Regions from separate parts of the Homo sapiens genome. Here region 1 is linked to region 2. The links are chromatin loops, found by intact Hi-C in ENCODE. Cell type or tissue: Caco-2. All regions are shown on one strand. Links, peaks and the distances in the headings refer to the core of each region. The heading gives the core; the rest is flanking DNA. Region 1 overlaps LINC01033 (long intergenic non-protein coding RNA 1033). Region 2 overlaps LINC01033 (long intergenic non-protein coding RNA 1033).

The links. Peaks named below come from ENCODE experiments on the same cell type or tissue, not always from the same donor. Only the 100,000 strongest peaks of a DNase experiment are listed, where the experiment ranks them.
Region 1: a loop joins it to region 2, with 6 times the contacts of the local background. A loop is called at or near these places in 4 of 110 quality-filtered maps.

What each region holds. Positions count from the first base shown.
Region 1 is chr5:54,327,467-54,332,848 of GRCh38, forward strand. The region is part of intron 1 of LINC01033 (long intergenic non-protein coding RNA 1033); the gene reads left to right. Among named protein-coding and RNA genes, the nearest start is that of LINC01033, 9.2 kb to the left of the region's middle. In Caco-2, for the core only: CTCF peaks have their summits at 2,909 and 3,110; a DNase peak (open chromatin) is centred at 2,775.
Region 2 is chr5:54,381,217-54,386,598 of GRCh38, forward strand. All of the region lies in intron 1 of LINC01033 (long intergenic non-protein coding RNA 1033), which reads left to right. Among named protein-coding and RNA genes, the nearest start is that of LINC01033, 63 kb to the left of the region's middle. In Caco-2, for the core only: no CTCF peak of the experiment used is centred there; DNase peaks (open chromatin) are centred at 2,896 and 3,375.

The DNA of each region.
Region 1 (5,382 bases), core at 93-5,092, 54 kb before region 2:
ATAGACTTGAATAAGCGTATCAAACATTCCTAAACAGGCTAAACACTGTTACAACTATATAGAAAAAGGGATTTATTATAGGGCTAAGACCTTACACAGTTTTACCAATGGAAGGGACTATGCAAGGCTGCTGTCTCTGCATTAGGTGTTGAGCCAGAAGTTGTTCTAAGTCAGCCAGACCAAGTGGGAAGAAAAGTAAAGATGAACTTAAAACTCCTGAGAATGAGCTGGAACTGTGAGGATGAACTGGAATCCACATCAGTCTCAGACTGTCTCTACCTTTGATGCTGCAGGTCACTTGCAGAAGAAGTTGGCACCTTTTGCCATAGAATAGCCCATGCTTTTGGCCTAGGATTAGGTGAAGCTGAAGGAATTCTGGTACCAGAAGTGTGGGCCCAAGTGCTGCCTTATGTAGACAACGTGAGCAGCTTGTCACCACAGTGTGTACAGGATGCCTGGCATCCTACATTGACTTTCTTTTTCTTTTTCTTTTTTGAGACAGAGTCTCACTCTGTTGCCCAGGCTGGAGTGCAATGGCACAATCTTGGCTCACTGCAACCTCCACCTCCCGGGTTCAAGCGATTCTCCTGCCTCAGCCTCCCGAGTAAATGGGATTACAGGCACCCGCCATCATGCCCGGCTAATTTTTGTATTTTTGTAGAGATGGGGTTTCACCATGTTGGCCAGGCTGGTCTGGAACACCTGACCTCGGATGATCCACTCACCTCGGCCTCCCAAAGTGCTGGATTACAGGCATGAGCCACCGCGTCTGGCCTCCTACATTGACTTTCACAGTATAAAACAATAGGGCTGCAACCCCCCTTCTAATTTATAAACCTTCTACATATTTCTCCTATGGTCACTGCTAACTCAGAAGCATAAAGATATGGGAATTCTGGAAAACATTTTTCTAGGACAGCAAATTTGTTCATTCTTCTTTTAGCTGAGTCGTACTCCCCATTGATATCCTGTAACTTATACTGAGATATAAAAGTAATGACTATTATATCAGAAGTAGGGGAATGGGAGAAGGGAAGAAACATTTACTACATATATAGATACACTCATACCAAAATTAGGTAGAAAAATACTCATAACTATTATTGTCCTTGTTTCTGCAGCCATTATGTGGTTTGGTTTTTTGACTATATCTATTTTATATTCTCTTTTCCCTCGACAATGTTTAATCTTGTCCTAGATCTTTGCTTATTGGGGTGACCCAATCCCTTCACATTCCTGAAGGATCTGAGCCACTTGCTGCCCTACCTAAATTGGGTTTTGGAATTTCCTATGAATATTAATCTCAGGATATATCTATTACTTTCCTTGCGGTGCTATACAAATTACCACAAACTGGGTGGCTTAACACAACAGAAACTTATTCTCTCACCGTTTAGGAGGATATATGTTTGAAATAAAAATGTCAATAGGGTTGGTTCTTTCTTGGGGGCTCAGAGGGAAAAAAAATCTGTTCTCCCTCTCTCCTGGTGTCTAGCGGATGCCGATAATCCTCGGCATTCCTTGGCTTGTGGTAGCATAAATCCACTCTGCCTCTGCTGTCACATGGACATCTTCCATCTTCCTTCTGTGTCTCTTCGTCTCCTCTTTTCTTTTTTCTTATTTTCTTATTTTGAGACAGAGTCTCACTCTGTCACCCAGGCTGGAGTGCAGTGGAACAATCTCAGCTCACTGCAACCTCCATCTCCTGAGTTCAAGCGATTCTCATGCCTCAGCCTCTCAAGTAGCTGGGACCATAGGTGTACGCCACCATATCTGGCTGATTTTTGTATTTATAATATAGATGGGGTTTCATCATGTTGGCCAGGCTGGTCTCAAACTCCTGGCCTCAAGTGATCCACCTGCCTCAGCCTCCCAATGTGCTGGGATTACAAGCTTGAGCCACCGCGCCTGGCCTCTTCTCTTCTTATAAAGATATCAGTCATATTGGATTAGGTCCCACCCTAATTGCATATGACCTCATCTTGATTATATCAGCAAAGACCCTATTTCCATATAAGGTTATATTCACAGGTACCAGGGGTTAGGACTTCAACATATCTCTTTGGAAAAAAATAGTTCAATCCATAACAATATGGAATACAAAAATATGCTACAGGAAATCTGCATTTCTGACATACTCTTCCTTCTCTCCATTCTGTAGTTGTGAATGACCTAATTCCACTGGATAGACAGGATCAATCATCCTAGTCAGTAGAATAACCCCCTCTTTTGCCTGATGATTAACTTGCATGAGGAATACAAAGTCACCAAGCTGTAGTCGCAACTTCTAATTTAATGGAACATTTTCTGTGTTCTTGGTAGAAACATCCCTCCCTTGGGAATTAAGAACCCTAGATTAGCACAGTATAAAGTTATGAAGTCAGGAAGCAAATTTTTGCCAGTGAATCACCAAAGATAAGATGAGCCATTCCTATTTCCAACCCTTGATTCCCCAAGTTCTGGCTAAGGGAGAAATAGCACAATCTGGCTTAGACTATATACTGCATCCTGGAGGATATTCCTCCAGCCCTACAAGGTGCTGCCATGCAGCTATTGTCATAACCGAGTCTTCAGTGGCCATTCAATCATTCTTTCAGGCCACTTGCTTCAGGGTGATGGGAAACATGATAAGACCAATGAATTCCAAGACCATGAGCACATTAGCATATGTTATGTGCTATAAAACAAATTTCTTGGTCAGAAGCAATGCTGTGCTGAATACCATGAAGGTGAGTAAGGCATTTCGTAAGTCTACAGATGGCAGTTTTGATAAAAGCACTGTAGGCAGGGAAGGCAAATCCCTATCCAGGGTGAGTATCTATTCCACTGGGAACAAAGAGCTGCCACTTCTATAATGGAAGTGGTCCAGCATAATCAATCTGCCACCAGGTGGCTAGCTGGTTTTCTCCATCTTCACACCTGGCCTGGGAATGGTGCCATATCAGGGGTTCACTGTTGGACTTTGCTGTTGGGAGATTGAGCATTCAACAGCAGCTATAGCTGGATCAGCCTTGGTAGAAGAAAATCCATATTGTGAGCCCATACAGAAACTTCATTCCTATCATGGTTCAGCACTCACTAGGCAAGGCAAAGAATGGCTGTTGGAAAAGGCTGACTGACACCCACAGAACAGGTCAGCTTGTCCACCTGATTATTACAATACTCTTTTTCTGAGCTTGCTTTTCAGGGAGCATTGACATGAGACAGAAATATCTTCACACTCTGTGTGAACGCCATTTAGTCACATACTAGATTCCCAGACCTCTTTGGTCAGAAATTTTCTGATCATGTTTCTTTTCAGTCCCTGACTATGCACCTAAACCATTAGCTATTGCTCATGATGAATGTGGACCTCTAGCCATCCCTTTTTCTGGATGAAATGGGCAAACAGACGTACTGCTCAAAGTTCTGCCCACTGGGAGGAAGATTTTCTTTAAATACTATCCTTCAGAGCCACCCTGGGATAGGGCTGTAGTGCTGCAGTCATCTACTTTTGGGTGTTGGTGGCAAATCATGCCGAATTTTCTAATTTTTTTTCGTCTTTGGTCAACTAGCCACAGACAATCCTCATGAAGCTTTAGATGCAGGTTAAGAGGAACGAGGCTATGCTGCAGCCATAGACATCTGGGCTACTTGTTCATGCAACTTCCTTGTGTCTTCAGCACCACCGGTGACTAAGGAGTCTTGTCTTGAGCTAGGGAATGGGGACATCTGGGGAATGTCAGGAGTTTTTAAGGCTGAGTTTCTAAGGTTACCAATTCTAGCTACTTGCCTCCTAGAAGGGGCAAGGAATGTGTTAGCCACTGCCCTACCCTACTCCTAAAGCCCTGCTATTATGTAGAACTGCCCCCCCCCCACCCCCCGCCCACCACCAACACCAACACACCAACAACATAACTCTGCCACTTTGCGCTCCTCCCCATCCATGCTTCAGTCATTGGGAGTAGACGTCTACTGGAGCAACTAGCGGAAGAACTTCTCAGCCACCCTTTGTCAGAGTAAAGGTATTGTCGGTGAGGCGTTCCAGTGGTCTCATTGTGTAACTGTATAGATTCTGACATGCTCTGCTCCCTTTCTCCCTCCTAAGGGAAGTTGGGGCCATATCATGGTGAAATCTCTTAGTGTTAGTTTGTCCTTCAGATGTAGTAACACCGTCATTTGCCCTTTCCAGCATATGTCATTTGGAATCATGATTTCTTCTATCTGCTGCAAATTCTGTCTCAGTTTTACATGCATCAGGCCTGTAGGAGACCCTTGGGTCTGGCCAGTGGCTGGAGCTGTTGGCTGAATGGACAGTGAATGACCACTGAATGGAAAGTCAGTGCTGTTTTTCTTTGGCATCTTAGAAGCTTATACTGAGTTTGGTAGGACTCACTGCCAAAGTATTGCCTGGTCTGGAGAAGGTAGAGACAAGGGAGAGTTGGGATTTCTACTATTTCCTACTAGCATCATTTGTCTGCCATAAGATGCCAAAATGCAGGGCCCCAGATTTGCAAGGTATGGAATTAGAGCACAAGGCTATTGAGGCAGGTCTGCATGTGAGATGGCCCCACCATTGGGTCACTATCAGGACCTGCTCTAAAGAGTCTATGGATTGTAGGAGAGTCACTATCATACAGTTCATGGACCCTGAAACCTTCCTGCCCAATCTCCATTCTCCTTAGATCTGCTAAGTTAGTCTCCATCTGTATTGCACAGTTTTCTGTGAAAAACCTTTAAAAGGGACTGGTACTTCCAGCCGACAACATAAACATGATGGTTATATTTGGGTGTGATCCTTAATTTAAAAAAATTTTAAGCTTGTTAGCATCCTCCAAATTGTCTGCAATTAAAACATACTACTTTTGTAAGTTCTCCAGGAAGATAGAGTTTAAGTAACAATCAGCTTCTTGGCATCAAACACTGGTGGCCCATTTTTCATGAGGAGACTAGGAAATGGTACTCCATATTCATTGCTTCCACCCACTCTAAGTTCTGATTTCTCCCCTAAGCCCTTGATTGGTGTATAGCAAACCTAGTTTGTTTTATCATAGGATGGTTGTTTCCATATTAAATTCTAGTTTCTGTTATCCTGTATGTTTTAGAACCAAGGTGACTTTAAAAGCAGAGCAAGCTAAGCCTAAGTAATACAATCCTAGGAAAAATAGGGATGGCTTACTTCCTAATTCCATTCACTTTGATTAAACATCTTGACCATATCTCTACCTCCAGCATTATTAGCAGAAAAAAAAAAGACTTGAGACGTAATGAGAGGGACTAACTAAAAATCTTATAGACTGAAGTTGTCACAACAGTTTTTTTTAAAGAGAACTAGCTTAAAGGTATATTTCTTCTATTTTTAAAGCTTATGGAAAAATTCTTGTTGCATATGTGTTATGGCAA
Region 2 (5,382 bases), core at 326-5,325:
GAGGAGCGTCTCTGCCTAGCTGCCCAGTCTGGGAAGTGAGGAGCGCCTCTTCCCGGCCGCCATCCCATCTAGGAAATGAGGAGCGTCTCTGCCCGGCCGCCCATTGTCTGAGATGTGGGGAGCGCCTCTGCCCCGCCGCCCCGTCTGGGATGTGAGGAGCGCCTCTGCCCGGCTGCGACCCCGTCTGGGAGGTGAGGAGCGTCTCTGCCCGGCCGCCCCGTCTGAGAGGTGAGGAGCCCCTCCGCCCGGCAGCCGCCCCATCTGGGAGGTGAGGAGCCCCTCTGCCCGGCAGCCGCCCCAACTGAGAAGTGAGGAGCCCCTCCGCCCGGCAGCCGCCCCGTCTGGGAGGTGGGGAGCATCTCCGCCCGGCAGCCACCCTGTCCGGGAGGGAGATGGGGGGTCAGCCCCCACCCGGCCAGCCGCCCCGTCCGGGAGGTGGGGGGCGCCTCTGCCCGGCGGCCCCTTCTGGGAAGTGAGGAGCCCCTCTGCCAGGCCACCACCCCATCTGGGAGGTGTACCCAACAGCTCATTGAGAATGGGCCATGATGACAATGGCGGTTTTGTGGAATAGAAAAGGGGGAAAGGTGGGGAAAAGATTGAGAAATCGGATGGTTGCTGTGTCTGTGTGGAAAGAAGTAGACATGGGAGACTTTTCATTTTGTTCTGTACTAAGAAAAATTCTTCTGCCTTGGGATCCTGTTGATCTATGACCTTACCCCCAACCCTGTGCTCTCTGAAACATGTGCTGTGTCCACTCAGGGTTGAATGGATTAAGGGCGGTGCAAGATGTGCTTTGTTAAACAGATGCTTGAAGGCAGCATGCTCGTTAAGAGTCATCACCACTCCCTAATCTCAAGTACCCAGGGACACAAACACTGCGGAAGGCCGCAGGGTCCTCTGCCTAGGAGAACCAGAGACCTTTGTTCACTTGTTTGTCTGCTGACCTTCCCTCCACTATTGTCCTGTGGCCCTGCCGAATCCCCCTCTGGGAGAAACACCCAAGAATGATCAATTTAAAAAAAAAAAGAAAACCAAAAAAAAAAAAAAATCAAAAAAAAAAAAGTTTCACTTGCCTATTGAGCTCCTATGCTCTGCCATCAGAAGAGCATGCCTCAGAAAGCAATGGCTCCAGAATATGCTCAATTAGAAATGGGTTCTTGAGACTCGCTCCCAGATTAAAGAAGCATTCAGAAAAGGCTTGAACTCAACCTACTGTGGGAAGCCAAGTCCAACGGAACTCATCAGAACCACAGCTGACACACAGATCTGAGGACAAGAAGATCGTATTTGTTGTTGTAAGCCACTGAGATTTAAGGGGTGATTGTTACACAACAAACACTGACTAATGTACATAACTAATAAGCTTATAAATCAGGGTTTTGGAGGCTGATCTAATACAGCAACACAGATCATGGAAAAAAAAAAGGAAAATTTTAAAAGTTATCACGGAGAAGGATCTGAAGTTTATGATAAAAAATGATGGGCTAAATCTCTCCTCCTACTTGATTTGGGAACATTGGTCATCACCCTGTGATACACCTGGTGTGCTATGATTTTCAAGAATAAGGAATGTTAGATTTCACAGTTGCTTGCTGTATGGAATCTGAAAGTCGCTGAGGTCCTTAGTCTGCTAGTTGCCTCCCAGCCTCAGCATAGGTTGTGTTGGTGCCTGAATGGTTTTCCCTATTCAGACATGTTCTTGTTAACTTTGATGTGGTATCTCTTTTATTTTGAGACAGAGTGTTACTCTGTCACTCAGGCTGGAGTGCAGTGGTGCAATCTCAACTCATTGCATCTTTCGCCTCCTGGGTTTGATTCTCCCACCTCAGCCTCCTAAGTAGCTGGGATTACAGGCGTGCACCGTTATGCCTGGGCTAATTTTGTATTTTTAGTAGAGACAAGGTTTCACCATGTTGGCCAGGATGGTCTTGAACTCCTGACCTCAAATTATTCACCCACCTCAGCCTCCCAAAGTGCTGGGATTACAGGTGTGAGTCACTGTGCCCAGCCCAGATATGGCATCTCTTGATGCCCCATCTGTATCCTAGAAGTCAGGGTCCCCTTATCTTCTGAGCCTGTACCCCTATATGAATGGAGAAGGAAGCAAGCTGTATGGTCTGCAGAAGTATTTGACTGACTAGTTTGGTATTCTGAAATTTAAACTCATTGCCCTTAAACAATGTGCTAATGTTCTCCACATGTTATGCAACAGCACCACTTTGTTTTCTGCTGTGTTTCCTGAGACATTTGAGTTCTTCATCTTGGCTTTTTGGTAATCAAAGCTTTCCCAGTCCAGCTGAATCCTTTCTTTCTAGGCCTGTCAGTACGTAAAGTCCTTCCCTATTCCCTGAGGAATAACCCAAGGTCTCTGTGCCTTTGCTAGGTCTGTTTCTTTTGGGTAGAATGCCTCTCCTGCTCCTTTGTCCAACCTAACCATTTTGTACTCCTCCCTGTAATCTCAATTTGCACATCACCTCTGTGAAGCTTTTCTCACTGAGTCTGTCCTTTCTACTCCCTAGAATTAGTCAAACCTCCCTCCCAATAGTTCCTTGCCGGTACTCCAACCATGGTGTGTATGTGTTGAGAAATAAACAAGCCAGAAACAAACTTAGAAGTTCCTTAAAGGTGTCAACCTTAAATAATGAGATTCAAAAAATATATTAAGTATAGAGTTTATTCGAGTGCAAAGTTTGAGGATAGCCACCCAGAGACATTGACTCCAAATGAATGCAACAAGCATTCCAAAGTAGAGAAGTTAAATTTCAGCAGCATGGCAACATTTTCCATACACGACCAGTGCACACACACATCACAGTGATTTGATTGGTTACGAACTGCTACATTCTAAGGAAGATTGCTTTATTACTCCAAGAGGAAGAGTAGTGAGCTGAGGGAGTCTTATCTCTGGGGAACTTTGTTCTTAATTATTTACAGAAAATAAAAAAGGCAGAAGTTGCAGCTGCATGCCATGTGACTTAAGCTGCATAGCCACATTCCTCTCAAGGCTCAGGATAACTTCAATTTCAAACAGCTTTAAGTTTGAATTATTTTAAGTTTGAATTATTTAATTTCACAAAGGCTACAGCCATGTTTTCTCTGCTCTTTCCTCAATGTGGGATCCTTCATGTCATTGAATTCTTTATTGGACATCTATTATGTATAAAGCCCCAAAAGATAACTGATGAGGAGTTTTTTTTATCTCAGAGTAGGATGGAGGTGTGAGGCCAGGGAGCAGAGCCTGCTCTAGATGTTACCACTTTTCTCAGGGTGCTTAACCTGCTTCAGTGCGGCCGTTGCTACCGCCCGCTGGTGCACTTCTGAGGTTATTCTCCACCGTGCCAGAACCTCCCGCCATCCTCTGCTAGGGGAAAGATGAAAGAGCATACTATTTACTTTTTTTAGTCTTTATACTTTGCCTCCCTTGATACCAAAGGATGGGCAGGAGCATGTCTGACCTCCTGATGTGGATGTTGCAATTGGGTTGAGGCTGCTGGATTTACTTAGTACCAAATGCTCTCTTTTGCCTGACTTCCTGCCAAGCCTAGGTGCATATAACCACTTGGGCGGTGGCCACCCCCAGTGATTTGAACTTATAGGACGGTAGAAGTATGTGAATCATGTTGCTTCAAGAAATTCAGTTATTCTCCAAGTTCTAAAATAAAATCTGGTGGATGTTTGTTAGAAGCTAGGTACTTAACTCTTCAGAAAAAGGAAAATCTGAAAGAAAAATATATTTAAAAGTGGTCTAAGATGGCTGCAGATTGGACATAGACAATAGAAACTAGGCCTATGAATTAAAGCTGAACCCTCACCAGCAAGGCTGCAGTCTGTCAAATATTTCACTGATATGTACGAATTATAATACAACCCTATCTATCAGATATAGCATAAAGGCAGGATAAAATCAATCATCCCTCTCCAGACCCTAAGATGCCCACATACTTGCTAACCTTTTACCCTATATAACTTAACCAGACTGTTGCTTTATCTTATGTACAATGTCTCTGAGCACCAATCAGAATTGTGAGAATGTCACCTTTACTTTATTACCCCTTTCTCTCATTTTCTATGTAATGGAACACATGAATACCGTGCCTCATGTAACCCACTCTGAGACTCATTATCGGTTTGTGCTAAGTCAGTGTTTTCAGGGGCTATTTGTCCTCAAACTTGGCTAAGGTGAAATTAACTTTACATTTTTAACATTATAATGCCTTTTGTTTCAGCTTTCAGTCAACACGTCAAGGGAAGGAAGAAAGATTAAATATTATTTATATACCTGTGTCTCAGACAGGCAGAAATGTAGGCTTTGGGATAAGCGATGGTCTGGAGAACCTGGAGGGAGAGACAAAGAAATTGCAACTCTTTGGGCTTAAACGGAAGCTTCAATTAGAGAAGAGAGTTGAAATGGAGAGAATTTCTATTGTCTAATTCAAGGCTGATGGGCTTCCTAAGTGTTTTAGGCTAGAATGAGCTCACATTTGGAGAATATTCTGAGCTCTTCAATAATACTTAAGATATATTAGGCATGATCAAATATGTAGTCATTTAAAGATGTTTCACTTTTTTTCCCTTTCAAAATTCTATTAGAGTTCTCAAATGCAAGAGCTGGGATAGAGAGTTTCTTCATTTCTGCAAAATGAAGACCATTGAATTATTTCTCTCTGTGATGAATTAAAAAAAATGCTGGGTCTAAAATCAAATCGTCTGCAAGTTTAAGACTTTGACTAGCTCAGATTCTGGCTATATTAGAATATTTGAGCCTGCTATCAAGTATAAGAACATGTGCAGGCCTCCTTTTTACCTCCTTCTATGAGTATTTTACCTTCTATTTCAAAATCAAGAACAGGAAATCCAACCCTGAGGGTTCCATTCCTGGCATATTTATGCCCCAGGCAGATTGAGAGAATAAAATAGACTTTTTACAAATGAAGAGATATCACGCTTTTTAGCCTGGGACAGGAAACTTTAGCTGTTGCTAAGGCAACTGCAGAGTTCTGGCTCTTAAGCTGGCTGTGCGAGGAGTATCTCAGAGCCCCAGATGCCTCTGCTGTCACTCACTGTCAGACCAAGTGCAAAGGACTTGGTAGTGAACTCACAGAAACAATGAGACCATTTTTGAATTCTGAAAAGCAAGTGAGGACTCTCAAGACAAAGTATACATATGGTACCTGCTATGGTTTGAATGTTTTTGTTCCCTTCAAAATACACATGTTAGAAACTTAATCCCCAACGCAACAGTGTTAAATGGTGGGGCCTTGAGGGAGGTGTTTAGGTCATGAGGACAGAGTCTTCATGAATGAATTAAAGCCACTATAAAAAGGGCTTGAGGGAGTGTGTTCTCTGTTCTGCTCTTCTGCCATGTGAGAACACAGAGTTCTT